Linked DNA regions of Homo sapiens: region 1 is linked to region 2. A link is a loop called in an ENCODE intact Hi-C map of the cell type or tissue named here. Cell type or tissue: Calu3. All regions are shown on one strand. Links, peaks and the distances in the headings refer to the core of each region. The heading gives the core; the rest is flanking DNA. Region 1 has its middle 41 kb from the start of VCAN. Region 2 has its middle 26 kb from the start of LINC01338.

Region 1 (16,787 bases), core at 5,877-13,876, 540 kb before region 2:
CTGCAGAAGTTTACCAATTAGTGCAACCACTTATCTGTGCCCTCTGAAATATTACATAGAGTATAATTTTTAGTCTACAGCAGTCAAGTGATAAATGCTTGTTCTTCTTTTAATAAGCATTTATTTGATTACCAGTCTTCTACTCTCTTCAGGCTCAACTGGAAAGAACTTTATTTGTTACATGTTATTGTTTGGGTTTGGTTTGTTGATTTGTTTTTATGTGTTTATGCATGTATTGTCCATTACCATTGTTACTGCCAGCATCTGTTAAGTGCGAATAGAAACCTGCTAGTTACATTACTAGAAATGTGGATCACTGGTACAGAGATAGTTAAAGAGCTCACAGTTATAGGAAAGAACCAAAGACAAAAATGACTGTATTCCTGCACTCTGCTTTCAAACATAATAGTATCTCAAAGAAATTTAAAGAGAATACTCCGTTTACACTTTCTATTGTCCTTCAATTTAAAATATTTTCTTCAGGGCTGGGTGTGGTGGCTCATGCCCATAATCCCAGCACTTTGGGAGGCCAAGGAGGGCAGATCACTTGAGGTCAAGGGTTCAAGACCAGCCAGGCCAACATAGTGAAACCCCGTCTCTACTAAAAATACAAAAATTAGGTGGGCATGGTGGTGGGCCCCTGTAGTCCCAGCTACTCTGGAGGCTGAAACAGGAGAATCGCTGGAACCTGGGAGGTGAAGGTTGCAGTGAGCTGAGATCGTGCCACTGCACTCCAGCCTGGGTGACACAGCAAGACTCCATCTCAAAAAACAAAAATAAAAGTAAAATACAATAAAATATTTTCTTCAAAAAGTGCTACGGTTTAGTTACCTTAAGTTCAATTAGTATCTGTGCTTGGATAAAGTTTAATATCCAAAAAGCATCTGAATTTTCCCTTAAATGTTATAATTATCTAATTTGTCTTTCAGAAAACTAGACATCTTTTGGAAAACTTTAAAAGTTACTTCATTGGGAAACACTTCTGCTTGAGTATCATTGGATCAGGTCTACTTGAGCTTACATTTTTACACCTTTTTTAAAAGCTTTTTCCTCATGGTCTCTTTTTTTTGTTTTTTTTTTGTTGTTGTTTTTTAGTATTTATTGATCATTCTTGGGTGTTTCTCAGAGAGGGGGATGTGGCAGGGTCATAGGATAATAGTGGAGAGAAAGTCAGCAGATAAACACGTGAACAAAGGTCTCTGGTTTTCCTAGGCAGAGGTCCCTGCGGCCTTCGGCTGTGTTTGTGTCCCTGGGTACTTGAGATTAGGGAGTGGTGATGACTCTTAACGAGCATGCTGCCTTCAAGCATCTGTTTAACGAGGCACATCTTGCACCGCCCTTAATCCATTTAACCCTGAGTTGACACAGCACATGTTTCAGAGAGCACAGGGTTGGGGGTAAGGTTATAGATTAACAGCATCCCAAGGCAAAAGAATTTTTCTTAGTACAGAACAAAATGGTGTCTCCTATGTCTACTTCTTTCTACACAGACACAGTAACAATCTGATCTCTCTTTCTTTTCCCCACATTTCCCCCTTGTCTTTTCGACAAAACCGCCATCGTCATCATGGCCCGTTCTCCATGGTCTGTCTCTTCGGAGCTGTTGGGTACACTTCCCAGACAGGGCGGCCAGGCAGAGGCGCACCTCACTTCCCAGACGGGGTGGCGGCCGGGCAGAGGTGCTCCTCGCTTCCCAGACGATGGGCGGCCGGGCAGAGGCGCTCCTCACCTCCCAGACGGGGCGCCTCATGGTCTCTTTTTAAAATATCTATGTGACTTTTCAACTCTAAAAAAGTATCATTTAAATGCTTCTGGATTTAATCCCCCAAAAATAAGCAGACATGACTTTTTTTAATTTAAGAAAACCCAAAAAACTATGAAGTTGAAATTAGAGAAAAAAAGTATAGTTTACTTTAAAGTGTGTGGTCATTATTAAAATAAAACTACCTTGAACTGACAGGGTGCGGTGGCTCACGCCTGTAATCCCAGCACTTTGGGAGGCCGAGGCAGGCGGATCACAAGGTCAGGAGATCAAGACCATCCTGGCTAACACGGTGAAACCCCATCTCTACTAAAAATACAAAAATTAGCCGGGCGTGGTGGCGGGTGCCTGTAATCCCAGCTACTCGGGAGGCTGAGACAGGAGAACTGCTTGTACCCAGGGGGGTGGAGGTTGCAGTGAGCCAAGATCGCGCTACTGCATTCCAGCCTGGATGACAGAGTCAGACTCTGTCTCAAAAAAAAAACAAAAAACAAAAAAAAGACCTTGAACTTTAGCATGATTTCCTTTGCCCCTACCGGTGCTTGTTTGTTGGTAATTACATAGAATAATGAATGAACTATAGACTTAGGGGACAGCAAAATAATAATTTTATTGAAATTAATTATGAATGAATTATTAAATAATCTTTCATTCTACACAAATCCCTTATTCCAAACATTTAAGTTATTGGTAAGATATAGACCTGCCTATGCCAGCTTTATATGAGATGAATATTTTTTCATATAGTTTTCAAATTTCCTAAAGTTCTATTTTAGTGAGAAAAAAATAGAGCAAAACAGTTAAATATAAACTTTAAAACAACATTCTTATTGCAATGTATGTAATTGCATTGTTTGGATTACAGTGTTTTCAAATTGTGAATCACAATTCAGCACCTATCATGCTATAACTAATAAGGCAACAGCAGTGTTGTATACTACAATAGTACTCCCTTTCTATAGTCTAGTGGAATTTCCACAATTCCACTAATTTCCACAACTAGAGCCCAGAAATGTTAGAAATCTTATCCCTACTTACATAATCTGTATACGTTTTCTAGGAGTTTTGAATTGAGGACAGAGGTCCTACATGAATCACACTATTGTAGGCCACACTAGTTACAGCAGCTATTAACGAACATCGGGGCACAACTTATATTGTGCTTACAATCAGATGACGTGATTTGGAGGGTTTCAATTCTTTGGTAACGTGTATCACGTTACCAGCAATCTTACAGAAACTTTTGATAATAATCCAAAAAATCAAGGACAACTTCATGATAGACATTCTATCAATTGATAAAGTATGTAATAACAACATGACTCGACAATTTTAAAAGGATTTATATTAAGTTAGTCACAGTGGTTTTATGTATACCTATTTATTTCTAAGCAGTCTCATGTTTCTGTTTTTAAATGATATGCTCAATAGTTTTTCTTCAACCTCTAGACAACTTTTCAGGTGCAGCATCTCTAAGTTTAAGCAATGGGTACAATCACTAATCTATAAGGACTATAACATACCATTTTCTTTATATTTCCAGACTCAAGGATACTAAAAGACCAGAGAGTCTTTCAGTTGAACACACATATATGTATACAATAATTCTACCCAAGAATGTTTTATTTTGTTTAACCTAGGATCGCCCGAACTTAATTTCTTGATAGTAAGCTCTTTCAGGGCATGGACAGTGTATACATAGCAGCTATCAAAATACCTGGCACCTATAAGTGGTCAGTAAACATCAGTTGAATGAATAAATAAATGAATGAGTGAATGAATGAAGGTTGAGAAATCAACAACTAAATATATTTGGTGCTCCACATAGAATATATTCATGAAAATGTAATTCCAAAGTGAAATTTGTTTTGACACCTGCAACAACTCAATAATATTAATATCTTCTGTAGCCTTCCAACTCTGTCTCACTCTAACACTCTTCCCCTTATTATTCTAGTTGTCATTAATCTTCTTTTCCTATGAAATTTTATAGCACTTTTAGTCTCTATCACGTAAGTTACACTAAATATACTGTCTGTATAATCCACCACGGCATGTTTAATTTATGACTATTTGGCTTCTGGTTAGGCACATTTCTTATGAATTACAAACAATAATAACAAGCATCAGCATGTAAATAATTATTTCATTATTAATAATGTTGGTATTGATTAATAATCATATGGCTCTTTATATTGATAAGGTTCATTTAAAACTATTATTTCATTTGGTTTTATAATAGCTGTACAATGGATATTGATACAATTATCCCCATTTTATAGATGGAAAAACTAAGAACCAAAGGGGTTAAGTAACATTCCAGTGATTAGATATACTCATTAAATGATGGACAAAACTTCAGCATTTATGATATCCACAGCCCTTCTTCTTGCTTCCCAGGGCTGCTTTCTGCCTTGTTCCAGGGAAGCATTGTTCTGGCATTCAGAACCCTTCCAGCGCTCCAGTCCTCCTGCCCTGTACAACTTCTTTTCCAGATGCTGGTTTCAAATCAATTAGTGGTTCAAGAAATTGAAAGGAACGAGAGAAAGAAAGAGGAAATAGAAAGATATCCAAGGGAAGTAAAGAGAAGTGGAAGATGGTAAGAAATAGAGACCCAGACTGTAAGGCTCTAGGCCTATCTGGCCAGCAGATGTGTTTTATTTGGCCAACACAGAGTGTTTTCTTTTTCAGTGAACTCATTGCCAACTTTTAAAATGGCAAATGTTCTCGTCTATATTTCTGGCTTTTCTTGAAAATATGAGAAAAGTGGCAACATTAGGCTCAAATTTCTGCATGGCAACCATTAGCTACAGCTCAGTAGTGGCTACTCTCTTAAGATAGAGCGTGCCTTCTAGTGTACCCTGGCCCTAACCCTCTCTCTTATTTAATTTCAGGTTAGCTTCACTCTTCCAGCCCCTTCAGGGATTTGTAGCTGTTTCTTCTGCATAAGGAAGTAAGATGGGCTTTATTTTACAGCCATCTCTGACTTTCTATAGAGATCTTCAGCTTTAGCAAGTAAATTTTAAGTATGCACATCTTAATCAGAGGTCTGCCTAAAAGTCAAACTCAGCCAAGTGTGGTGGCTCATGCCTGTAATCCCAGAAATTTGGGAGGCCAAGGCGGGCAGATCACCTGAGACCAGGAGTTTGAGACCAGCTTGGCCAACATGGTGAAACCCCATCTCTGCTAAAAATACAAAAAAAAAGAGAAAAAAAAAAAGTCAGGCATGGTGGCGGGCGCCTGTAATCCCAGCTACTCAGGAGGCTGAGGCAGGAGAACTGCTTGAACTCGTGAGGCGGAGGCTGCAGTGAGCCGAGATTGCACCATTGCACTTCAGCCTGGGCAACAAGAGTGAAACTCTATCTGAAAAAAAGAAAAAGTCTAACTCTTAGATGAATACATTAATTCATTGAACACATCTTTATTTATCGAATGCCTACTCTGCACCTCGCATTGTTTGGGAATTAATCTCATTATTTTTGAATTGCATCTCAAATTTTCCCCTAATACAACTATTAAAGGGAAAAAGAATGATTTCAAACAATTGATATTTGATAAAGAATAAGTCTTATGACTAAAATACAAATGCTTTTAATTAGGCACATTCAGGATCAAATTTAACAATGTATGACTTTGGCTGTGGTCATCAAATCCAAGCATAGCTTTAAGGATTCCAAAATGATGAAGTAACGTTGTAGCAGATCAAAGTGCTCAAAACAATTGATTTAGATATCTTAAAGATTTGAGGTCTTGTTTTCTCAATTGTGTTACGTATAAGAAAAACAATACAATTTTAAAATTATATTTTCCTTAAGAAGCCAGACAGACCTTGGTTTGAAGGCAACAGATGACTCAAAGCTTATTCATTTTTTTTTTTTGAAACAGAGTTTCACTCTTGTGGCCCAGGCTGGAGTGCAACAGCATGATCTTGGCTCACTGCAACCTCCGCCTCTTGGGTTCAAGCGATTCTCCTGCCTCAGCCTCCCAAATAGATGGGATTACAGGCATGCGCCACCACACCCGGCTAGTTTTGTATTTTTAGTAGAGATGGGGTTTCTCCATGTTGGTCAGGCTGGTCTCGAACTCCCGACCTCAGGTGATCCACCTGCCTCGGCCTCCCAAAGTGCTGGGATTACAGGTGTGAGCCACCACGCCTGGCCACAAAGCTTACTCTTTAATGCCTTTACTTGTTACCCAGAACTTAAGGATAAACATGGGAATGTTTCTCTAAATTTTACCATCAACCCTAGGGATCTCTTCAAAAATGCTATTACAATCCCCATAGGAACTCTACTGAATTTTATTAATCCCATATGGCTGTGCTTCTAATTTCTGATTCGTTACAGTAAAGGTAAGGCAAGAATCATGGTAAATGAAAGAAGACCATCAACAGGGTTTTATATGATTGGCTACCATGTACTACGGTGTGACTGTATGTGTCCCTCTAAAATTTATTTGTTGGAACTTAAGCCTGAAGGTTAACAGGTAGGGTGCTTGGGAGGTGATTAGGCCATGAGAGCTCTGTCCGCATGAATGGTATTAGCAACCTTATAAAAGGGCTAAAGGGAACTAGTTAGGCCCTTCTGCCTTTCCATCATGTGAAGACACTGTTCATCCCCACCAGTGGATGTAGCAACAAGGTGCCATCTTAGAAGCAGAGTCAAGCCCTGATCAAACACTGAACCTACAGGAGTCTTGATCTTGGACTTTCAGCCTCCAGATTTGTGAGAAATACATTTCTTGCTTTCAAAATTACCTAATTACTTAGTCTGTGGTATTTTGTTACAGCAGCAGGGACAGACTAAGATACCATGTGTATTAGTATCCTGTGGCTGCCATAACAAATTACTACAAACTTGGTAGTTTAAACAACAGAATGTATTCTCTCATGGGTATGAACTAGAGGCCTGAAATCAAGGTGTTTGTAGGGCTGCTCCCCTTCCAAAAGCTCTAAGAGAAGTTCTTCCAGCTTCAGGTGGCTCCAAGGGCTTCTTGGTTTGTGGCTGCATAATTTGAATCTCTGCTTCTGTTTTCACATGGCCTTCTCTGTGTCTTGTCTTCTTTTCTGTCTCTTATAAGGATACATCATAGGATTTAGGTCCATCTAGGTAATCTAGGATGGTCTCATCTTAAGATCCTTAATTAGATCTGCAAAGATACTTTTTTTCCAAATAAGGGCATATTCCCAGGTTCTGGGCATTAACACATGGGCATATTTTTTTGAAGGGGTGGGCATCATTCAACCAACTACACCATGATTCTTTATTTGACTTCTTGATATGTCTGTTAGAAACATTTATGCAATGCAGGTGTACTATTTATACCGTACTTATGATTAATTCTATACAAGGTTTAGCGTCAAGTCCCTGGTCAGCAACACATCTGCCATTATATCTATAGGAAAATTCAATTTGACTTATGATATGCCTGCTTATCTGTTTCCCATGAATGTTTATATGTTCATCTTGCCATTCAAATTTTACTGTAATCTCTCAGAATCCAAGAACTGTGCCTTATCTTTATTTCCATTTTCTACTCAACACCTAAGACAACTAATACATATGAATAGACATTTATTTATTGGCACATTGACTTTGAAATTCATGTTTGCCTATGATCTCTGTAGGAACTCTGAGTATGAAATGTATTGGAGGAACAGGAGCAGCTTTTGACTGACAGTATATATTCCTTCAGTGGGAGTGGGTAGAAGCATAAATAAGGCTAACTATAGGGTTGTAATTTCTCCATGTTTCCTCTGAGTTTTTTTTTCTTTTTGGCTGTTTGAATTGAGCTATATGCCCTCTTCTAGAAGGTACAAGCAAGAAGAGCAAGTCTATAAAACTTGTTCGTGAGCAGAAGGACAAGACTATTACTTAGAAATCTTGGCATAATCCTTTGAGTGGTTTCATTAGGAATGAGGCTCTACAGAATTGCCACTGGGAAATGTGTTTCTGGAACTCAGGGAGATTGTATTAATACCTTAGGACTGTTTCTGAAAGAGTTTATTTATTTATTTATTTATTTATTTATTTATGGAAAGAAAGAAGAAAGGAAGGTGGGGCCGGGGAGACAACTTTAATTTGAATATATATTAGGATTAATAAAAGAATTATTTTTAGGTTCAGAAAACTTCCATATTTTTTGAGATACAGTAAGAGATGTCAGAGAAAGAGAAACAAAAGTCTGTAAAGAAGTGAAGAAATTTTACACTAGGTTGATGGTTGTAGGAAATATAAATTAAAATGCCCTGAGCTGGCTAGAGGTACTTAGCAAAAAAAAAAACTAATGAAAAGAAAAAAAAGGTTTTTTAGGAAAGGCTGGAGACATACAGAGCCTCAGTGATGCAATTACAATATGAAGAGCTGGCTGCCATGGGACTGCTGGAAGGAATCATTAGCTCTGGTTAAATGAGTAAGTTTCTGCTGCAAAAATGATAAAGTACCTTAGAGGCATCAGGAGCTGGGCTAGAGGTTTGTAGCAATCCTCTTGATGTTTCATCAATTAACGAAGACCACCTTTTTCTAAGTTTCTTTGAAACTCAACAGGCAGAACTGATGGATATTTTTCTGCTAGGTAGAGAAAAAAATAACTAGTATAATCCTGTCCTTCTGTTCATTTTAAGTAGCCGTCGCTTAAATTTCCTTAAGCTCAGTGAAAACATTATCCAGGCAAAGATTCCACTTCACACTGAAGTAAATTTACTTGTCCAAAGCGCTAGATTAGTTGTCTATAATGGTTTCTCTTTAAAACAAGAAAAATTGTAAAATACTGGTCCTTTGGTGAGGAACTGGACAAAAGCTTGGGCGCTATAGTCTCTTCTGCTTATGAGACATGTGAACTCTACTATCCTTTTTCTGTCTGTCTAGCCAAGGCGTCTCCGAATGCTCAAGGATTGTTTTCAAACCAAATTGATAAGAAACTAAAAAGACTCAGTCTGAGTATGCTGGACTTTTATCTTTTTTCCTTAAAATGCCAACTACGCTGGCAATGTAAAGCAAATAGGTAAAAATTAAATCAAACATGGTTCAAATAAACACATTTTCTCTTACCAAGATAAGTATTCCTATAATTTTTAGAAAGCCAAAGAAATGACAAGGTTGAGATAGGAGTGTCAGGTGGAGGAAGGAGAAAATGAGTAGAAGCCATCAGCCACAGAGAACAAAGCGCCCTCTTGTTCCGGTGGGGAACGCACTGCCTAGGAATGTATCCACTAGGTGGCGTTTCATCTCCAGGACAGGCCAGGATTTGTCCTGTCGTTCAAAAACCAATCTGCTAAGCGTTTTGGTGGTCTTGAGAAAGGTAAATACATTTGTTTTAAAATTGTTTTTGTCTGAAAATCACAGTTTTGAATAGTGGTGAAGACAATCAAGATTTCCCATTTAGTGTGAAAATTGGGTGCCATCATTTTGGAAGATTTCATACTCAAGTATTCTGAGGATCTAGCAGGATTAAAGCATTTGGGAGCTGTACGGTCCTCTTAGAGATCACCTTACCGGTCATCCCTGTTTTGCAGATTAAAATACTGAGAGCCAGGCTTATCTTATCACTTGCCTAAGATTGTAGTATTGGGTGATGATAGAACAAGGATCAATTTCCTACAGGCAGACCAGACTCAGTGTCACCTGAGTCATCCTGATCCACGTTAAAACCTTTCATTGATAAATGTGTAATATATGCACAGTGAGTTCTAGGCACAAAGCTGCTTGCTGGGAATGCGGAAATAGAACCTGTCTAGAATCAACCCTCCAAGTATAATTGGAGAAAAAAAAAAAAGCTAACAGGCAATAACAAAACAGATAGTGCATTAAATAATGACCATGATGATGTCTGCCTGGTACCCAGGGCAGAATGTATCCTGTAAGGAGGCAGAGGCAGCCTCTGAGAAAGGTGAGATAAGGCTGAATGAATGTTTGGGAGAGGAGATGAGTTCACAAATTTTGCTTCCAGAAGGGAATATTTGCCTATTTTCTCAGCCAGGCTTTTCAGATCACAAAGCAAAGCCCCCGGGTGGGTCTCAGAGCGTAGCAATGTAATATCATCATGAAGCAAGGCATGGCTAGAGCTGCGCTGAGTCAGATGCTGACGATATTCATGATCTCTAGCTCGTATCTGGAAATGTTGTACTCAAACGAAATAGAAATATTGGCTTATTGTAGGTTTTAATTTACCAAGACTGTTCCAATAAGTCTGGTACATGCTACTTATATGGAATACTAATTTTTGAAGATATGACTTACAATGTTCTTTTTATTCTTCAAAACCGTTATGAGCTATTTTCATGAACAACTCAATATGTCATGAACCTTGGGAAGGGCTTGTGGGTTGCTGACATTATTCTATTTCTTCATCCATGTTATAGTTCCACAGTATTTTGTTTTATGATAATTTATTGTCTATGTTTTATACTTCTTTCATGCGTATTATGTTTCAGAGTCTTTTAAAGAGTTTTAAAAATGTTATGGCCTGTGTTTTTGAATTTGCAAGGCTCTCCTAGAAACACAGTAGGCTGGGCATGATGCCTCACACTTGTAATCCCAGTATTTTGGGAGGCCGAAGTGGGAGGACTGCTTGAGCCCAGGAGTTCGAGACTAGCCTGGGCAACATAGTAGGAACCTGTCTGCAAAAGCTACAAAAATTAGCCTGGCGTGGTGGCTCACATCTGTGGTCTCAGCTACTGAAGAGGCTGAGGTGGGAGGATCGCTTGAGCCCATGAGGTGGACGCTGTAGCGAGCAGTGATTGCACAACTGCACTTCCATGTGAGTGACAGAGAGAGACCCTGTCTCCAAAAAACAAGAAAGAAAAGAAAAAGGAAAAGAAAAGAAACATAGTGAAGTGCTAGCAAACTCAATAGTGGTATTCCATGAGATCCACTGACAATGAGAAACCAGTTTTCAACTATAGAATAGTAACATTTTATAGTAGCACTTTAAAAATAAAATGTTTTAGCATATATTTACACTGCCTTTTTAGTGACTTATAAGAATGTTATAAATATCTTTTTGCCTTTCCTAGACTTCTGATACCCAGAGAAGGGGATTTTGGCCTAGTTACATCATGTAAAGTAAGAAAATGAGAATTTCAAAATTGACTTGTTTTCATGTTTAAATTCTATCTTTTGAGCTTTCATTTTTTAGTCTTAGACTATCTGTCAGGAAGAATGTGTACTTGTCACACATCTGTGTGTGTGCCGTTCATTCACCTCAGAACATTTAGTTGACTTCTCTAACAGCATTTGTCCTTCTGTTAACTTACTCCAGGTGTGTTAGTGACAGGACATAGACTCAGGGGCTCCAGACCCATGTTCACTAAAACAGACCTGAGTTTTTAATTCTTTTCTGAATGTTCTGCTACTTTGAACTGGTCTCTGTGTCTCCTTTTGTTAGACTGTGTATGCATATCTCTGCTATACAATACTAAAAACAATTCATGTGAGTCTTATGCTGCCAAGGTTAGATCCAATCAAAATTTGTGGTTTCTGTTTCAAACTGACCTTGAACCTCAGTGTTTGGGCTTGTTTTAATCTTGGCAATGTTTTACTTCCTATTTCTAAGAATGAACTATTATTTGGCTCAAAAGCTTATTCTCATCTAATATCCTTAGAAAGCAAGATTATCATTATGCGAATGAATTTGGAAGATTAAACATTCATGATAACCAAATTAACCCTGGAAAAATCAAATAAGAAAAGCAAAGAAGCTGTATTCAATAAAAATCATTTGTATTGGGCCAGGCACGGTGGCTCACGCCAGTAATGCCAGCACTTTGGGAGGCCAAGGCAGGCAGATCACGAGGTCAGGAGTTCGAGAACAGCCTGGCCAACATGGTGAAACCCCATCTCTACTGAAAACACAAAAATTAGCTGGGTGTGGTGGCAGGCGCCTGTAATCCCAGCTACTTGGAAGGCTGAGGCAGGAGAATTGTTTGAACCTGGGAGGCAGAGGTTGCAATGAGCCAAGATAGCACCATTGTACTCCAGTCTGGGCAACAGGGTGAGACTCCGCCTCAAAAAAAAAAAAAAATTGTATTTTAGAAAGTCTAAAACATTAACACATAACTAATAATTTTATATGTATTTAAAATACTGAAGAGAAAACCTAGCCCTAAAACTGACATCTCAAGTATTTTACTGTCATGAAATTCTTTTATTGAGTTAAAAGAAAAAACTCAAGCTGAAAGTCAAAATACGTAGATCAAATATTCCTCTATCAATAACCAACTACTATGTAAAAGTTGCTAACCTCTGCTACTAATTTGTTTAACTTTATTTATTTATTTATTTGAGACAGAGTCTCGCTTCATTGCCCAGGCTGGAGTGCAATGGTGCCATCTCGGCTTACTGCAACCCCCGCCTTACAGGTTCAAGTGATTCTCCTGCCTCAGCCTTTGAAGTAGCTGGGATTACAGGCATGCGCCACCACACCTGACTAATTTTGTATTTTTAGTAGAGATGGGGTTTTACCATGTTGGTCAGGCTGGTCTCAAACTCCTGACCTCAGGTGATCCGCCCACCTCAGCCTCCCAAAGTGCTGGGATTATAGGCGTGAGACACCATGCCCGGCCTGTTTAACATTTTTAATAGATAAGTTAGTATCTTTTATTTTTGGTACCAAATTACTCATTGAATGGAACAGTGCAAATGTAGGAAGAAAGCAGAGGTGGATATTTTGGTAAGCCCCTGCAGAAAGTATGAAGATCACACAGATATGAAAGTACTTCATTATTCAACATGGGAAGCTATTCTCATGGCTATGGGGAAACCACCCTGAGGCTTCACTCTCATTGTCACCATCTCCCAGGTGTGCTTGTCAAAGAAACTCCAATGCCAGATTGCAGAACCCCTCTCTTGCACAAGTTTACTACATGAGTATCTATTTTAAAAATGTATTTTACCTGCTTATTTAGGTAATGTGTCTCAAGGAAGTCAAAAATATGGGAGTCAGTTTTGTCAGCGTTTAGTTTTTACAGTTCCAATAAGAACAAGATTTATACATTGTCTAGGTATTATATATATTCCATTACAATCAGCTTGCTCTCCCACTATCAAGATCAGCTTTAATAATATCCTGTGGAAAGTTTGGCCACCTTTTTGGTTCTGTAGTCCTGGTGGTAGTTTTGGGGCACCTGCAAAAATATCACCATATTAGGTAACTGAGAAGAGGTGGTTGCTGCATGGTATTGGAGTAAAGGAGCCCTTGGGGTGATTTGATCATAGAATGTGGTGGTGAAGTGGAGGCACAGACTGACTGGCTGATTAAGATCAAGCTCCAGGTTCCATCCAAGCACTGCTGAAGACTAGAAACTGTAATCATTCTCTGCATTTAGCATCTACTCACTCCCCAAAAGTTTGATGCTTTAGTTCTCCTTGTAAGAAGATAATAGTAGGCTTTTGCTTCTGGCTCTGGTGGAGTAACAAGAACCAGATACATCTTTTTTTATCCTAAACAATTAGAAAATGTCACAAAATATCTAAAACAGTGATGTCAAGACATTGGTCAAAAGAAATCACAGAGTTCACAAAGGAGTGAACTTATTCCTGGAGGCAGTTTACAGGCCACCGGGGAGAGGGGAGACTTACGAAACGTCTAAGTTTCACTGAGTTGAGGAGATAGAGTTCAGAGTTTCAGGAAGCCTAGGAAGTTAGAATTCATGAGACAGAATACCATATAGGACGGACTGTCAGGGTGGGGAGAGAATAAAAATAATAGGGTCTACTGACCTGTAGGACAGGATCAATAGGTCTAATCTACATGGAATTATAATCCCAGAAGGAAGGGAGAAGAGGGAATAGAAAAATATTCTTAAATGATACTTTATATACAGAGGAAAAACAATTCAAATGACCACAGATTTATCACGAGAAGCCACAGAATCGATAAGATCCTGGTACATTTCTAAAGTGCTGGGAAAAAGAAATCATTACCAATAGAGGTACAAAATAAGAATAACCACAGATTTCATGTCAGGAATTATGCAAGCCAGTAAACAATGTAGGTATAACACTAAATTTGTGAAGGAAACAACTATCAACATAGAATTTTTACCCAGTGAAAATAAATTTCAAAAGGGAAGGTTAGATAAAGACTTTTTTCAGACAAATTAGTGTCGGCAGGCAATTCATTATCAGTAGATATACACCGTCCGATATGTTAAAGGAAGTTCTTCAGACAGAAAGAAAATGGTATTAAATTAAAATTTGGATCTACATAAAGGAATGAGGACTGTCAGAAACAGTGAATATACAAGACATTTTCTCATTTTTAACATTTAAAAAACAAATATTTAAAGTAAAATAATAGCAATGTATTGTGGATTCAGTAATATATGAAGGAATAGAACAGATTTGCAACATATATAACTGACAGATGATTTGTTTGCAGAATATATGAATAATTACTATGAATTCATAAGAAAAAAGTTAAGTTTCTCTCAGAAGAGAAAACACAAATAGACCATGAGTATATGAAAAGATTCTCAATGTCATGAGAAATTAGAGAACTGAAGCTTAAAACCACTATGAGATCCCAACTTATATCCATCAATTGACAAAAATAAAAAAGTTTGACATCTGGTGTTGGTGAGGATATAAAGGCATAGGAACTCATGCCCCGTTTGTACAACTACTGTGGGGAAAAAAATGTACCATCTGCTAAAATTCCACTCATAGGTATAGTGTATAGAGAAACACTTGAGTATGCATTGGAGACTTACACAAGGATGTGCATCATGACAGTCTTTGTAAGAGTAAAAATTTAGAAGCCCAAATGTATGCTGATGATTGAATGGTTAAATTAATTATGGTATAGTCATACAATGGTATTCTATACATCACTGAAAAAACAAATTATAGTTGTGTGCAGCAACATGAATAAATCACAGAATGATGACATTAAGCAAAAGTAGCCAGTCCTATGTTGCTAACTATTTATATGACACAATAGAAAAAAATAGCCAAAACTAAATAAAACATTGTTTTTAATCTTTTCCACTAGACTCTTTGGTGTGTTTATCACAGCACTATTAAAGTCCTGATCTGATGTATTTTATACTTGACCGTCTCTGCATCTGATTCTGTTGACCAGTTTTCCTCTTGACTATGGGTCAAATTTTCTTACCACTTGGCATGACTTAAATTTTTGTATTGTGTACTCAACATTGTGTGTAAGCCAACAGTGAAGCCTAAGTAATATTTACCCGCCGAATAAGGCACATCCTACTTCTGTCATGCCACCAATATGAGGGGCTGAGTCAATCTAATCTATAGATTAGTTGTGTCTGGGCTTCATTAAAGCTTTAGTTATTCAGTTCACCACTGGATTCAAATAATTTGATGTTGGAATCAGGACCTTTCCTCCAGCAGGACTTGAGATCTGACCACTCATAAAACTCCAAAGATCTCTTTGTGCTCTATAGCCAGGAGGTCACCTGGCTTTCTGAATGTGGGAGACACCTTTACAGCCTGTGACTACCAGCTTTTTTAATTTCTGGGAAAACCTCTTTGCTTTCTAGCGCAATTATTGGCTTTTTATCCCAGGAAATTTCTGGCCTATCTTTGGAGATCTGAGATAATGCATTCGATGGGGCCCTTGAGAGCCTGGAAGAGATTTTACTCTCCTGCCCTATTCTCAGCCTTCAGCAGATGCTACATTTCTTTCAAAGAAGGCCTGGAGATCCTCAGGATTTGTCTTCATTCTCCTGCCGTGACTGCAGCCTTCAGCATTCTATTCCCCAACACTAGGTGAACCCCTTGGGAAAGAGTTAGTGGATAGGTGGAGACCTTCTCTGAGTCTGGAACTCCTTGGGATTTTAATCCATCTTGCAAGCTCACAGGCAACTGCTACAGTTTTTTGATTTTGGCTGGTTTTATGTCACTCCCTTCTATGGCAAACTTCTTTCACTGTTCCATCAGAGATGAAAGTAGCTGAGAATATCTTCTTTCTTGGGAATGACTAATCATTTTCTGGATTTAAGTTTACTTACTTTTTTAAAAAATATCTTGTGTTGCTCTGATTAGTTTTAATACCAAAGTTTCTCGCTTAACTGGACTGTTCTCATTGTTCATTAGGAGAGTCAAACTCGTGATTTACAAAATTGTAAGTGAAAGCAGAAGCTAAACTTTGAGTTTTGAGAAATAATTCACCAAATGGGTTCTTTTAAAAACTTTTTATTACTTTTTGCTAAATTCAAAAGTATTGCATGTTTATTATTAAAATTCAAATTAAACAAAATTACAAAAATCTCAGATACATAGATATTGAGAGTCCTTCTTTTTTTTTTTTTTTTTGTAGAGATGGGGTTTTGCCCAGGCTGGTCTTGAACTTCTGACCTCAAGCGATCTGCCTGCCTCAGCCTTCCAGAGTGCTGAGATTACAGGCATGAGCCACCACAACCAGCCAGAAAGTCCCTCCTAACTCCACCCTCCAGGCATATCACTTATAAAAGTTTACTGTAACATTATTCAAAATAGCAAACACAGTTTGTAAACTCAAAAAATAATCTGATTCACCAAGACTGATTTTAACACCACTGTGTATGCTTCTTGAGGTGCATTAAAGTTATTCATTTCTACATGTTATTAGGATAAATGGTATCTTCAAATAAAATCAATGGCCTGAAAATTTTTAAACAGCATGCAATAACTTTCCTCTCTTCTCAGCAAGTCTTGATCCTAGCCTAATCTTTTGATAACTAAGCTTTATTATAGCAAAATAACCTTAGTTACATTTTGACTGAAGATCTGCACAAATCAAAGAAAAAATACAGGTTGGCTGAAAGTAGATACTAATTGAATTAAGTCATATGCTTGATGGATGTTGTGTTGAGAGAATCTGTGGAAGTTAAAGTCATCAGGCTGTTTTGCTTATGCAGAGATGGTCACGACTGAGACTGAGGGAATAGAGAGCCATTGACTTATTTAGAAAAATTGTAGGTATAGAAATATCATCCTTGCTTCACTCATCATTGTTAATCATTTAAAAATTGGGTTTCTAAATTTATGTCAATACCAAGAAAAAAATATTTTTCCCC
Region 2 (16,787 bases), core at 3,781-11,780:
CACGTTTGACTTAAAAGTGGGGTATGGACAGAGAACTCAGAACTTTCTAGCCAAGGGAACCCAACCGTGCTTCAAGTAGAGGTTTTGTAAACGTATACACTTAAAAATGTATGTTTACAATAGCATCTTACGGGAATTTAATCATATTAGTAACTCATTGGCAAAGTAGACTGGGCATTGTCAGATATATGCCTAAAGTAAGAAATACATACTTTTCCTTACATGAAGTTTAAAAGTAATATAACCTTGCTTCATCCATGCGTGTTCACAGAGACCTGAGTTTCCTGTGAATGTGCACCACAGGAGACTTTTTGTCATACCATGGACTTGCGGAACTCAGCAATGTCCTCATCCTACGACTGTTAAACACACTTACTTGTATTTGACCACTAACAGAACTTGATAATAACACTTAAGTAGCTTGATAGGGAACGCTGTAAACTTTGGTGAGACTATTCATATATAATTAAGCAAGTCTTTCACAAATGTCTATAAAGTCAGGAAATTTGATTTAGATCATACGAAGAGACAAATATCAGCCCTGAGATGGTCTGCCACTTGCCTCGTCTGTGTCTACAGCAGGACTGGTGGTTCTCAGCCCCAGTTGCATATTATAATCTTCCACAGAACAAAAAAAAATAGCTCATATCTAAGCCTCCCCCTGGAACTTCTGATGTATTTAAATGGAGGTAGAAGAACAATGAGAACTGTAAAGGAATATCTTCAGTTCCAGCAAGTGAAGAGGGGTACATTTTGAGGAAAAAAGTTGACATACAATGTACAGTAGCCAACTCACAGCACCCAGCACATTCTGCTAGTGAAGACTGTAGTCTCAGAACAGCAATAGTAAAGGTGTAAGCTTGTGACGATGGGGAGAGCAGTAAGGGAGCCATCATCCCAGTAGAGATGTCAGCATTTTTCTGGAAGTGCAAGGATGATTGATGTTTGTTAAGGTGGAAGAGAAGAAGATGAAGCCTGAGATGCAAGGGGAGAGGGTTGTAGGCAAGAAGCATGCCCATTGGTCCTGCACAGCACCAGAGGGGTGTGGCTCTTAGGATTACAGGGAGAGCAGGAAATGGGAGTGAAACAGGAGACACAGAATAGGAGGTTAATAAAAGTATCAAATACTGAACAGGCTACCCTGACATGGCCCTCTCCTCCCCTGTATGCAGCACTCTGGGAAGCCAGGGATGTACTTCTACAGCAAATAAACAAAGAAGAAAGGTCTCTACTCATGGTATTAAGCGAACACTCTAAGGAGAACCAGACAACCAGGAAGGGCACTGGAGCAAATGCCCTCTGTGTAGTGTCATTTTGAAGACCCCTAGTGTGAAAGGTGGCTCCAAAACCACTCACCCTTAATGTATCTTGCCAATTGGTAAACCCCACCCACTCTCATAGAGCCCATAGATGGACTCAAAATTTTATGGCCTCCAGCTTCAATAGAAACAAACAAACAAGCAAACAATGCTCACCAAATGAAAAAATTCTGCAACAAATAAAGAGAAAGATCAAAATTAACAAGAAGAAAGAAGTGATTCTGGAGAAAACATAGTTAATTCAGAATTTAGGGAAAAAAATCCTTGTAATTAATATTAGAGAAATGAGAGATTTTACATCCAAAACAAAAGCAGACTGCTGCAAACAAGAGAAGAACAATTAGAGAACAAAAATATCTCTAGATACTTAAATAATGTTTTCTGAAATGAAAGAAAAATGGAATCATTAGAAGAGATTGTTGAATAAACTAGAAGAAAGATAAACATCAAAAGAAGAAAATATGAGAGAAAAGTTAAGACACATACTAACATCTGTATTTATTTAAAAGGTCAGCATCCTATATTTAGGAATTTTAGAAAGAGAAGAGAGAAAACAGAGGGAAGGAAATAAAAATAAGAGATTTCTCAGAGTGGGAGATAAATGTCCTTTGACTAAAAAAGCCCAGTGGTCCTCAGTGCATTGACCATTAGAGCCCACTCTTATCGTCACAGTCATAGTGTTAAAAATTTCAGAATCCCAAGGAGAAAGTTATCCTAATAGTTTCCAGGGGAAGAAATAGCACATCAACAACATAATAAGTGTAAATTTGGCATCGGTCATCCATTCACCAATTTTGAAGGCTAAAAAGTAATGGAGCAATATCTTCAAAGCTAAAAGTGGAATTACTTTTAACTTAGAATAGCATAAGTAGTCAAACTATCTGTCCAAAGAAGGACACATTTTTTCAACCTTAAGGCCCCTGGAAGATACTTTCTGCTGCCATTTCTTAGAATATTATTGGAGAGTATGTTGTAGCATGATGAGATCGTAAACCAAGAGAGAGGAAAACATGAGCTCTCGAAACATGATCCAGTCCAGGAGAGGCCTGGGCAGCAAGCACAATGAAGAGAAATTAGAACAACTTGGAGGAGAATAATGAAAGGCTTTGGAAGAAAGATATCAAGGGGGAAAAAAGGAGATTTAATACTATTTTTGTATTAAAATAATTTAGGAGACAGAAAGGCAGTCAATGTAAGAAAGAAGGAAAAGCATTTAGGAACTTTTAACAAAACAAACCACGTAAGAAACTAAGTGTAATGATAATACACTACTTGGCGCTACAGTGCGACTTATTGCCATTAAAATGTAAATAGTGGTTAATGACTTTCAAATTTAATAGACAACGTAAAGAGTTCATATTATACAATTATTAGAAATACAGGCTCTAAAAATCATACTGGCTGTGTGCATCCAGAAATTTACTTAATTTCTATGTTACTCAATTTCCTTTCTGTAACATGAGAATAACAATAGTTATCTATGTTATAGTCTTGCGAGGCTTAAATGAGCTACTTTATACAAAGTATGTAGCATAGTGCTTGACACACATAGTAAGGCCTCAACAGGGGTCAGCTGAAACAAGAACACACACAAGTATTTATTGACACAGAAGAAAAATGAAATGTTATCAAATTTATCAATATAAATATATAACTACAAATGACTAAAAGTGGGGAGGAATAGTGAATTGGAGTTAAGAGATAAGGCTTATAGTTAATAAAAACAAAAATAAAGGCAACTGAGAGAGAAACAAAAATTGGCAATATAAATGTGTAATGGAGCTAAATTATAATACATCAGACTGAAAAGCTAATAATAGATTATAACTAATAAATCAAAAACTAGCATGTAAGATTATAATGTAAAGCTATACAAGGAACCTGGAAGAAATAAAGGTGGTTCTCTTTGAGCATCGAGGAAGGTAAAGGAGGAGTCAGAGTGGGAGGTGAGAGTGGGAGACTGTTGCTTTGCATTTTAAACCCTTTTGTAGTGTTTTATATTTTAATTATATACATGCATTACTTTTATTAAAAAATAAATGTTTTTTGCACATGGGAATTTCCTATGTGATTAAAAATGTATTTCAAATAAAAAAATACATATGTTTAACAAGAAATAAAATTAACACTAAGTTACCAAGAATTCTTGCTATGAATTTCAGGAAACTCAGAGAGTATGGAAAATATGAAAACTATGGAGAAGGAATGCCAATTTCTGGCATTGACAAAATTTGACCATTTTAAAATGATTTAGTAATTGACTATAAGAGACAGAGATAACGCTTACTTTTATTGATAAAGTCAAGCAAATATCACAGTGTATCTGAAAAACAAGTGAGGTTTAATGTCAATCAGTTTTTACTTCTGTTACCTCTTAAAATTATCAAGCTTAGTTTGGGGAGGTGTTCAACTATTAACTTTAAGCACTTTGGGGTACCTTTTGTTGCCCAGTTCATTCTTCTTCTGGTCTCTTTCTTTCCTGGCTGCTCTCTATGAATATTTGGCATCATTAGAGTTCCTTTCCCATGTTCCCAAAGGATAAGCACATATGTAGTCAGTCCTGGAAACTTGATCTTTATCCTGAATCTTTGTTGAAAAGCAACTAGAGATGGATCATGTGCACACTCTTCTTTAATTAACAAACCCCCATGACATGAGTTTACCTATATAACAAAACCTGCACATGTACCCATGAACTGAAAGTAAAAGTTAAGAAAATGTGGGATTAGGCATGGTGGTTCAAGTCTGTAATCCCAGCATTTTGGGAGGCTGAGTTGGGAGGATTGCTGGGGCCCAGGTGTTTGACACTAGCCTGGGCAGCATAGTGAGATCCTGTCTCTACAAAAAATACAAAAAAAAAAAAAGCAGCCAGGCATGGTGGCACATGCCTGTGGTTGTAGCTACTTGGGATACTGAGGTGGGAGGATTGCGTGAGTGCCACTGCCCTAAAGTGGGTGACAGAGTGCGACCCTGTCTCAAAAGAAGAAAAAAAATGGAATACACACTTAAAATAGTAATGCTTGTTTTGGTGAATTTCATCAACGCTTCTCAATTTGGGCCTCATAGAACATGTACTTTTTTATTTTAGCTATTTGATTTCTTTTATTCTTTGGTCAGATTCTAAGACCTTAACACTCATGATTCTATTCAGTTGTTTGCATAGGCTAGAGGTGTCAATGATGAAAACACTTCTAGCTGCCAAAGCTAACCAGAGTTTCTCAGAAACTGGAAGGAAACCCTGCCCTGGCAGCTTTTGTTGGATGCCTAGAAACCATATTCTTCATATATTTGTGTTTCAAGAGCTTGGCTAAAATATGCTATCTGCTGGAAATCTCAAATGGTTGCCTCTTTTCTAAATGGTACAGCAAGGCTCACATGAAATTTCTACCTTTAATGAAAGGTGAGATTAAAACATAAATATGAGGTACTTTTGGAAGTAATCTCATCAGCAGCTATGGCTCCATTCTCATTACTTTGCAGTTTTATTTGGCATCCCCATATTTCCTTTCCTTTGTCTTCATCACACATTATTTAGCTGATCTTCATGCTTAGAGGAAACATGTGATTTGAACTAGGTACTTTAAAGGAGTGTGATAGGAACTGTTCTCTCTTGGTGGCAGTACACTGCTAGATTGGAGACTGCTAGTTCTTATGCTGAGTCCTATGGGGTCAGGAGCAGAAAACTCAGGTTGGAGGAAAGAGCCACAGAGGTTGCCACCAGCACCTCCAGAATGGAAGAGGAGCAAGGAAGGCAAATGTGGCTGAAGGCCAGCAAGGGAAGGAGTACCAGGAGGTGAGGTTAGAGAGATGAATGGGATGCTGAGGGAAGCAGGTAGATTTTCTAGGACCTTAGAAGACTCTGAAGAACTTTTATGTACTCTGGGAGAGATGGGAGGTAATGGAAAGTTATAAGCAGAAGAAATGAGACTTTTAAAGGATCATTCTGACTGCTCTACTGAGAGTAGACACTATAGGGTAAGAGTGAAACAGGGAGGCCAAAATAAGACCATTACTATCAACCAGGTCACAGATGACGATTGCTTGGACCAGGAAGGTGGTGGTGAAGGGAATGAGAAGTGATTGGACTCTGGATCTGTTTTGAAGAGAGAATCAACAGGATGTGCCTATCATTTGAATGCTGAGAAATAAGAGAAAGAGTGGAGTCAAGAATGATTCCAAGGTTATGGCCTGAGCAACTGGAAGAGGTTGGTGCCACTTTCTGAGATGGAAATGTCTTCAGGTTGGTGGATAGAGCAGGAGTTCAATATAAAACATTCCAAATTTGAGAAATCTGTTACATATACAAATGGAAAGTTTATATGAGCAACCAAGAAATAAACATCTAGCTTTATTATATTGATTCAAAAAATTGAGTTTATACAGACTAAATATCATAAGATAAATTTATAGCTTGATGATAATCCTGGATCTTACCTATAAAAATGATATGACGGGTCTTCTGTATTTTGTTGCACAACAACTAAAAACATTTCTAAGGAGATCCTCAAAATAAAGCATAATAGTGAAGCTTGAAGATATAATCTTTTACCCTTGTTCCCAAAATTGACACCAATGAGCCTCAAAAGCCCGAGGGCCCTTACCATCAGATCATCCATTGTTATAATAAAGCGTGTCATGTCAAACTTCATTAGGCGTTTCCACAAAGCATATTTTACACCTGACTTGCCCCTAAGCATTTAGATGTTTATTTCTACCTGAAGCCACCTGTAAAGTTAGATTAGATAATTCTTAAGAGTTTGATTTTACTCAGGTGTACTGACAAGCACAAACAATAACTCTTTGGGAAATTTCAAGATTTCAGTTGTTCTTTGTCTGTGCAAGTTAAATCAACCACAAAAAATTTTTACAACACAGACTTTCATTTATTTTTCTCTTTACTGAAAATTTCGAGGTCAGTCTCTGAGATTTGGAAGCAATCTTATTAGCTCTGTGCCCTAAGGCAAATCCACAGTGGAGATAGGAGTGCACTGTGAGACCCTGAAGGACTTGAGGCCTGACAATTTTCCCTTGCAGCCCTCCTGTCCTCTTTCTCTGCATTTCTTCTCCCCACTGCTTCTTGCAAATAACCTTAGCCCCTAACACATCCTCCCCACCACTCTCAATAAACTCCAGACTGTCCAACTATCCACACTGCAAGAACAATCTCTTTAGTTCTATTTCTGAAACTAGTGTTCATTGACTGGCCCCTTACCACTAAAGTCTCATAAAACCTCACCCTCCTTCCCCAAATTAGAACACTTCTTTCTAGCCTTCCTACGACTGACATTTTCAAATAAAGGTTTATGTTAACTGACCCATGAAGCCACAGTTATCCTGTGCCCTGTGGAATTCCATTACTCCTACTACATGGCCTCTCTTTCTGGCAGAGTTAAGTGGTTGCTGGCAAGAAGAGAGGCATGAAGAAGTGTATTGGGAGATATGAATTCCAGGACAAAGGAAAAGCATGATCTGAGCAAGAAGTGTCTTCATTGTGGCTGTGAAAGATACAGTGAACAATTAAAGTCATCCAATTCATAGAAAATTTGAAAGCAAATAATTACAAGGAATAGATCTCATAGGGCCTCAAACATCTGATTCAAGAGTTTGAAAATTCCTCAGCTGGATAGTAACATAGTCATTTAAACGAACAAGCAAACAAAAGCCAGCATGGGACATTCCTTCAGAGTTTACAAAATTATTTCCTATATATGCTCTAATTTAGCGATTTTTTTTGTCATGAATTTTCCTCTGGCAAAAATATTTAATCTGGAGCAGAGAGAGGAAATACTGGAGATAAAAAGACCTGTTTGAAGCCATTAGAATGGTGCCTGGGATTTTAAGTCTGAGTGACAGGCTGGGGATAGAGAAGCCATAACTACCAAATGTAGAGAACAGTGTCCAAATGAAGGAGGACACTGAAAGCACATGGCGATGATTCCTTTTTAGAAAATATTGAATTTGAAGTGGCAACCAGAAATGCAGACATATTTCCATGCCATCAGATTTATGAGACTCTATTAGACACACGTTGCTACCTATTTGGAAGTTATATATTTGGAAATTTGTATGTGATAACCAAATAAGATCAAGTAAAAAAAAAAAAGTCCAAGAACAGAATTAAGAAGAAAAGCCAGAGAATATTATGAATGTTATGGAGATTGTTACTTGCTCTGATTGTTCCAGATTGTAACCTCAGCATCTAGAACTCTACCGGGCACCCAGTAGGTTCTCATGAGTGTAGGTCGACTACATGAATAAGGCATGCCAAAGTGCCCTCCAGTGGGCAATGTTCTCTGCCTATCAGGACAGACTCTGCAACTATTCCTGAAAAGATGAATGCCAGAGAAAGTAAAGCAAGAAAGGTGTGCTAAAATAATTGCTCTGTTCAATTTTTCAACAGTACCTTATGCTTTAGAGCCATCCAAAAAAGGGCAAAAAGGGGAAGAAAAGGGAAAAAAAATATTGCTAGTGAGGTCAGTTCTCAAAACCAGCGTGGTTTTGGTTTCTTTTTGTTTGTGTTTTTAATGAGTAATCCTTTGTCAAATTTATCCATTGACTGTCAACAATTCAACCCTTTCTATTAATTTATAACCAAAGGAAATTCCTGGGAGATTTTTGAAGTTTTCCTTTACCCATTATTGAGATGAGCCATGGGCTGCACCATGCTTACATAACCTTTAGAGTAAAGTCTGAAGAAATAAAAAGTGACTCAAATGGCAGTTTTATGAGACTTCTGCAGGGTGGGTTTCAGGATGATGCTTTGAGTCTGCATTTGAGATCATAGTTTATTTTCAGCCCAGGCTATGTGAAGGATTTGTTTTACTTTTAGCACATCAACATAATGGAAGGGGTCTGAATGTGTTTTCTTTAAATCATTTCAAACTTTTTTGTGGAGCCAGGAATAGCCAATGAACAAACAAATAAATGAAGGAAAAAGTTGAATTTTATGAGACAACATTTTATAACATAAAAAAGTCTGAATTATCAAGTACATACAAATAAGCCTATTTTTTTCCCACAAAATTAAAAGGAGAAAAAAAAATTTGGGAGTGGATGTAGGGTAGTGAGAAATCAGCATACATCAGCTCATTTACTTAAACAAAGATAAAGAATATTTTGTACTCAGAGAGTTGTATGACATGGACACGTATTGTTTCTCTAGTGGGCATGTACTGTTTCCTCTTTCTGTTAATACCAACTGCCCTTGCTCCTCCTCTTCCTCTGGAACCTCTCTCCTAATCTCCTCTCCCCTCCTCAATCCAGCCTGTGGTTCCTATGAAAGCCACGAAGTTCTTACAAGGCAGCACTGTTGATTAGTTTTTTTTATTAGCTCAGGGATAGACACCTTCTTCAGACTGAGCCATTCAAAGCTCTTTCCTGAGCAATTTCAACCCTCAGGTAAAGAAGAGACTCAGTACCTCTGTAGTGCATAAGAACTACACAATGGGAAATTGAGAAGCTGTCAGCTCACATTCCACACCTCCAGCTTACCTCGTGAAGAAGGTAAGTCTTCAGTGAAACAGAATGAACCAACCCCCTGAGAAGAGCAAAAGTGAGTCAAGGTGAGGAAGAATGAGAGAGAGAAAGAGAGAGAGAGCGAGAAAGCGATCTTGCAAAAATCAGGCCAAGATGTCCTGTTGATCTAAGGCTAGATGCATTTGCATCCTTCCTGTTTCTTCAATCTTGAATTTTCATTAACCAATGCATCTCTTTGCCTATTTTGGCTGTCTGAATTAGTTGAAGTTGATTTTCTGTTACTTGAAAACAAATAAAAAGTCAGAACTTCCTGGCCTTCCAAAACAAAAATACAAATAAGAACTAATATAATTGATACCACATAGATGTGCATGGGCTGGGTGGATTCTACAATTATAATGCCATGCAGACTTATGAAAAGAAGATTGACTGTAGCTTCCAAGAGTCCATGAGATTTAAGAGTGTGGACAGCACAAAATTAAGATGAGCTGAGAACAGCCAAGAGTTTGATATAGTGTAAGTAGCAACATATTTATTTAGAGAACTAAAGGTGAACAACCCCATTATAGATTCTTCTTTCAAAGTAGATTTATATGTATCTCACACAGAGAATAAATGAACTAAATTGGTATTCTCCCCTGCTTTGAGTCAATCAGCCTTCCTAAATTGCTTCCTAAATTAAAAAGAGAATAGGATCCCTTCTGAGAAGTTTTAACAACAAGCTAATGAACTATTATGGTATGGAAAAGCTGTAGATATTACAAATCCTATCTGCAGTCTGACCCAAGATTTTATATGACTTGACTTGAAACTTATGCAGCTCCACAGTGAAGAGGAATTCTTCCCAATTATCAATCGATGGGGCATTCCTTGGGGAGTTTACACAATCTTCATCTGCTCTACAGAGGAAAACAAAAACATATCCCCACCCCCGCCAAAGCATAAATAAACCTTTAAAATTCAAGTAAAAGGAGGGTGGAAGTGGAGAAGAAAATTCTGGTTACAAACCACCAAACCTGTAATTTTACACTCTACAACCATCTAAATAAACAAAATCATGCAGTATAAACACTGCTGATAAAGGACTACCACACAGTGTTTAATAGTCCTGGGGAGGAAAAAAGCGTAAATACGTTTTTTATTCACAAAAGAAACTTCATAGTTTCCGAAAAATTATTTTTAAAGAAACTAGGGAATGTCTCTCTGCTTTCCCATTTAAAGTAAGTATCATACATAAGTGGACGAATTTAGGAAGATAAAGATATTTGTGAATCAAGAGTGTTCACAATTCCTACAGAAGTGTTTAGTTTGAGTAACTTTCTAAAACTTTAAGGTAGAAAATAATCATTAAATATAGTGTGTCCTTAATATTATACAGAATGCTAAAACTGTCCAACACTAAGCATGAGGATAAATTTTTGTGAATAGTTCTTTTTTCATTCACTTGAACCTATAAGCATATATTTATTGTCAGACTATGTAATTGCAGTTCTTGGTTGAGGAAAAATGATCAGTTAAAAGTGGTTTAATATATCTTTCTGGCAGAAAACAATAAATTATTTGAAGCCAATGAGAACAAAGGTAAAACATACCAGAATCTCTGGGACACAGTTAAGGTAGCATTAAGAGTGAAGTTTATAGCACTAAATGTTCAAATCAAAAAGTTAGAAAGATCTCAAATTAAGAACCCAACATCACAACTATAGGAACTAGAGAAAGAAGAGCAAACCAACCCCAAAGCTAGCAAAAGACAAGAAATAACCAAAATCAGAGCTGAACTACTGAAGACAATTGAGACACAAAAAAAAATACTAAAGATCAACAAATCCAGGAGTTGGTTCTTTGAAAAAATTAATAAGATAGACAAGCTGCTAGTTAGACTAATAAAGAAAAAAAAAAAAGAAGATCTAAATAAACATAATCAGAAATGACAGAGGAGACATTACCACTGACCCCACAGAAATACAAAATACCCTCAGAGACTACTAAGAACACCTCTATGAACACTAAAAAATTTAGAAGAAACAGATAAATTCCTGGATACACACAACCTCCCAAGACTGCTCCAGGAAGAAATTGAATCCCTGAACATACCAATAACAAGTTCTGAAATTGAATCAATAATAATTTAAAAAACCTTACCCACCCAAAAAAGCCAGGACCAGTCAGATTCACTGACAAATTTTGCCAGATGTGTAAAGAAGAGCTGGTACCATTCCTACTGAAACTATTCCAAAAAATTAAGGAGGGGGACCTCCTCCTTGACTAATTCTATGAGGTCAGCAATCATCCTGATACCAAAACCTAGCAGAGACACAATTAAAAAAAGAAAACTTCAGGCCAATATCATTGATGAACATAGATGCAAAAATCTTCAACAAAATACTAGCAAATCAAATCCAGCAGCATGTCAAAAAGTTAATCCACCACAATCAAGTAGGTTTCTTCCATAAGGTGCAAGGTTGGTTCACCATACACAAATCAGTAATGTGATTCATCATATAAGCAGAACCAAAACCAAAGCTGTATGATTATCTCAATAGATGCAACAAAAGCTTTTGATAAAATTCAACACCCCTTTATGTTAAAAATCCTCAATAAACTAGGCATTGAAGGAACATACACATATAACTGTGTGTTATATAGGTAAACACACAGTTTACCTATATAACAATCCTACACATGCAGCCCTGAACCTAAAATAAAAGTTAAAAAAAAGAGTCTGATTGTTATTGGAAAACATCAGAATAATAAATTACCTTGATTAGAGTAAGACACATTAACAAAATATCATTTAATCCTCAAAATAAAAAATATATCTTCCTGTGAAAAATTACTACACTCTAGCATCTCTAACAGCAGTACTTGCAACTGCCACTCTGGAGACTCAGAGAAAGGAAATTCTGGTAGCGGTCCTCTCAGAAGCTCATGACTATTGATACCTATCATAGCAATTTCACCGTACTTGTAATGCAGTTGATCTCTTTCTTTACCATTGCTCTCTCTGCCAATATTGCTCTCACTCCCCATTTGGGTGTGAGAGTTTCTAAAAAAAGAAACTCTTCTTTCTTTTTTTAGACTTCCACTTAATCACAGCTGCTTTTTTTCTTCTTTCTTTGTGCATTTCAGTTTCTTTTTTCCTTTCCAATTACTCATTTCCTCTGCTGATTATTTTCTAATTTTCAGTCTTTCTGAGAAGATCTTTTGGTTCTGGTAGTTGGTATTAACTTTGCTGGAGAGAGTGCTTATACCAAGCTACCTTATTAGTTATTGGCCAACCTATAGATTGTCTCTTCCTAAGTCAGAAACTTACTCTTGATCTAACTAGCAGCACCTAGGGTGTCAGGGTCATGTAACCATTTTTCTTAAGGGATGTGTGGCTTGAGGATCACTTGGTGAAATAGAAACTCATACTCCTTTGTTTCTCTGTCACAGCTGCTATGGGAGTTGTGCAGAACACACAGAACTTTTCAGAGCTTCTGAAGTCAAAAATGAACTAAAAAAGGAAAATTTTAATCGTTCAAATAGCTGACGGCAGGCCCAATACAAATGCTGCTGCTGCTGGCACCCAAATGGATCATCCAGGAGCCTAGGGGTTAACCTGCCCCACCCACCACCACTAGTGTCTGTGCATGTTGTCCAGGGATTTGGGAATAGACTTGCCCTGCTCACTGCCACTGGCACAGATGAGCACCATGCAGGGATCTCAAGACAGGCCTGCCCTTCCTATAACCACCAAAGCTAGCACCCATGTGCACCATCTGGAGGATGGGGGATCAACCCTCCCCACCCACTACCAACCTGCCCACTGTACTGCCCATGTACATTGTCTAGGGGCTGGGTATAGGCTCAATCCAACTGCCACTACTGACTCATATACTTGTAGTGCAAGGGTATAAGGACTAGCCTGTCCAGTCTACCACCAGTGCCTGCACATGCCTCCTGGGGCCTAAGGACTGAACTGCCCAGCCCACTGCTACTGGTGCCCACATGAGCCACTCAGCAGCCCAAGGTTTGGACTGTCAATGCTACTGCCACTGCTAATGCCACACATGACCCACACACCTGGCCTGCTCCTGGCACTGCTGGCACTTTAGCATGTTACCTGGTGGCTGCAGGACCAACCCCCTCTGGGCTTACAACTGCCAGTGCCAGCATACACCACCAAGGAGCCTGAGGACCAGCACACCTGGCCCATCACTGCCATCACTGGTGCCAGAGGACTGATCAGCCTGGTGCCCGTCTTCCCAGGAAAGCCTCACCACAGTCTTCACTAAGACCTGCAGCCTAAGCCACCAAGGAACTCACAGATATCAATAATGCTGATTACAACCAAACAAGGAACACACAGATATCAATAATGCTGATTACAACCAAAGAAATACAGAGACTACACTACTGTGCCCACCCAGAATCAAAGCCAAAGCACCCTACCCAACCAACAGTATAGATATATGATATAGTTTGTACATTTGTCCCCACCCAAATCTCATGTTGAGATGTAATCCTCAGTGTTGGAGATGGGGCCTGGTAAGAGGCAATTTTATCACAGGGACAAATTTCTCATGAAAGATTTAGCACCATCTCCTTGGTGCTGTCCTCACAATAGTGAGTGAATTCTTGTGAGATCTGGTTCTTTAAAAGTGTGTGGCACCTCCCCTCCCTTGCTTTCACCACAGGACATGCCTGCTCCCCTTTGACTTCCACCATGACTGTAAGCTTCTAGAGGCCTCCCTAAAATCTGTGCAGTTGCCAGCATCAGGCTTCCTATAAAGTCTACGGAACTGTGAGCCAACTAAACCTCTTTTCTTTATAAATACCCAGTCTCAGGTATTCTCTGTAGCAATGCAAGAGCAACCTAATGTAATATATCTACAGGAAAAAGTCTTTACCTACAAAAGCAAATTCATAAAATTGGATGAAGCTACTGTTACAACAGATGCACAGGTATCAACCTAAAAATACAAGAAACATGGAAGTGCAAGAAAACATGACACTTCCAAAAGAACACAATAATTATCCGGTAAGATTCCAAAGAAAAGAAAGTCTGTGCAATGCCTGAAAAAGATTCAAAATACTGATATTAGTATTTTGAAACCAGTGAGATACAAGATAACACAGATAACCAATACAAAGAACAAAGAACAATTCATGTTCTGAATGAGAAATTTAATTAAGAGATAGAAATAATAAAAAAAAGAACAAAACCAAAATTTTGGAACTAAAGAATTTAATGAATAAAATTAAAAATACAATCAAGAGCTTCCACAATAGACTAGATCAAGTAGAAGAAGGAATTTCTAAACTTGAAGAAAAATCTTTTGAAAGAATCTAGTCAGACAAAAAATAAAGAATTTTTAAAAATGAAGAAAGCCTATATGACATATGAGACATGTTAAAGTGGTCAAATATTTCCATTTTTGGAGTTCCTAAAGGAGAAGATATGGGAAAAGTCATAGACAATCTATTTAATGAAATAATAGCTAAAAACTTATGAAGTCCTGCAAAGGATATATACATCCAGATACAGGAAGCTCCAAGATCTACACATAGATTCAACCAACAAGGGGTCTCCAAGACCCCTTTTGGTCAGACTGTCAAAAGTCAAAGACAAAGAGAATTCTCAAAACAGCAAGAGAAAAGCATCAAGTTACATATATGGGAATTATCATCAGACTAACAATGGATTGCTCAGCAGAAACCTTGCAGACCAGGAGATAATGGAGAGATATATTCAAAGTACTGAAAGAAAAAACTTCCAGCCAAGAATACTTTACCTAACAATTCTATCCTTCAAAACTAAAGGAGAAATATAAAGTCTTTCCTTAAAAAGCAAAAACAGGTAATTCATTGCCACTAGACCAGCCCTACAAGAAATGCCCACGGGAGTTCTACATCTGAAAGCAAAAAGGAAGATATCTACCATTGTGAAAACACATGAAAGTATAAAACTCATGGGTAGAACATATACACAAATGAGAAAAAATCCAAATGTTATCACTACAAAAAACCTCACCTATTAATAACAACCTTGAATATAAATGGTTTAAATCCATTAATTAAAATACATCCTGATTGAATGGATTTTGAAAAAATTTAATATCCAACTATTTCCTGTCTACAAGAAACTCCCTTCACCTGTAAAGACACACATAGATTGAAAGTGAAGGGATGGAAAAATATTCCATATAAATTGAAACCAAAAGCATGCAGAAGTAGCTATATTTATGTTAGAGGAAACAGACTTTCTTTATATTTATGTTAGAGAGAAACAAACAAAGAAGGCCATTATATAATAATAAAGAGATCGATTCAGAAAAAGAATATAAAAACTGTAAATATATATTCACCTAGGAAGGGAGCAGCCCGATATATAAAGCAAATATTATTAGGGCTAAAAAGAGAGCTAGACTCCAGTACAGTAATAGTTGGGGACTTCAACATTCCACTTTCAGCATTAGACAGAGAGTCTAGACAGAAAATCAACAAAGAAACATTGGATTTAATCTGTATTATAGACCAAATGAACATAACAGACATTTACCAAATATTTGATTCAACAGTTGCAGAATACACTTTCTTCTCATTAGTAAACAGAACATTCTCCAGGATAGAATATATGTTAGGCCACAAAACAAGTCTCAAGAAATCTGTAAAAATCAAATTTATGCCAAGTATCATCTGAGAGCACAATGGAATAAAACTAAAAATCAATGACAAGATTTTTTTACTTTAGAAATACTACAAATGCATGGAAATTAAATAACATGCTCCGAATGACCATTAGGTCAATGAAAAAGGTAAAAGTAAAATAAAAAAAATTCTTGAAACAAATGAAAATGGAAACACAACATGCCAAAACCTATGGGATATAGCAAAAGCAGTGGTAAGAGAAAAGTTTATAACAATAAATACCTAGGTCAACAAAGTAGAAAAATTTCAAATAAACAACCTAATGGTATACCTCAAGGAACTACAAAAGCAAAAACAATTTCAACCCAAAGCTAATAGAAGAAAAGAAATAATAAAGACCAGAGCAGAACTAAATGACATACAGACAAAAAAAAAAAAAATACAAAAGATCAACCAAAGGTGGTTTTTTTGAAAAGATAAACAAAATTGATAAACTGCTAGCTACACTAACCAAGAAAAAAGAGAAACAACCCACATAAATAAAATAAAACAAAGAGAAAGGAGATATTACAACTCAGATACAAAAGATCATTAGAGACTGTTATGAACAACTATACACTAACAAATTGGAAAACCTAGAAAAATATGGGATACATTTCTGGACACATACAACCCACCAAAATTAAACCAGGAAGAAAAATTGAAAAGACCAGTAATGAGTAGTGAGGTTGCATCAGTAACAGCCTCTCAAAAAACAAAAGCCCAGGACCGAATGGCTTTACTCCTGAATTCTACCAAATTTATAATGAACTAACACCAATTCTTCTCAAATGATTCAAAAAAAAAAAAAAAAAATTGAAGGAGAAAGAATGCTTCCTATTCATTCTACAAGACCTGCATGACCCTGATACCAAAACAGACAAGGACATAACAACAAAAAAGAAAACTACTGGCCAATATCCCTGGTGAACATAGATGCAAAAAAATACTCTCAATATAATAGTAGCAAACTGAATCCAACAATACATCAAAAAGGTAATATACCATGATTAAGTGAGGTTTATCCCAGGGATGCAGAGATAGTTCAATATATGCAAATCAATAAATGTGATATATTACATTAACAGAATGAAGGACAAAAACTCTATTGTCATCTCAATAGACGCAGAAAAAGCATCTGATGAAACTCAATATCCCTTTATGATAAAAACTCTCAACAAAATAGGTATAGAAGGAACATGCCTCAACATAATAAAGGATATATATGACAGACTCACAGCTAATATTGTACTGAATGGGGAAAAGCTAACAGACTTTCCTCTAAGAACTGGAACAAGGCAATAATGCCCACTTTTGCCA

Evidence for each region. A loop is a pair of places that touch in the nucleus more often than their neighbours do. Peaks named below come from ENCODE experiments on the same cell type or tissue, not always from the same donor. Only the 100,000 strongest peaks of a DNase experiment are listed, where the experiment ranks them.
Region 1: it touches region 2 in a loop (6-fold over the local background); 6 of 110 quality-filtered maps call a loop at or near these places.

The regions. Positions count from the first base shown.
Region 1 is chr5:83,422,776-83,439,562 of GRCh38, reverse strand. It overlaps the pseudogene FTH1P9. Among named protein-coding and RNA genes, the nearest start is that of VCAN, 41 kb to the left of the region's middle. RefSeq lists a silencer at 8,873-8,922 and an enhancer at 12,457-12,616. In Calu3, for the core only: a CTCF peak has its summit at 8,984 (motif pointing right); a DNase peak (open chromatin) is centred at 8,962.
Region 2 is chr5:82,877,006-82,893,792 of GRCh38, reverse strand. No RefSeq gene overlaps it. Among named protein-coding and RNA genes, the nearest start is that of LINC01338, 26 kb to the right of the region's middle. In Calu3, for the core only: no CTCF peak of the experiment used is centred there; a DNase peak (open chromatin) is centred at 7,572.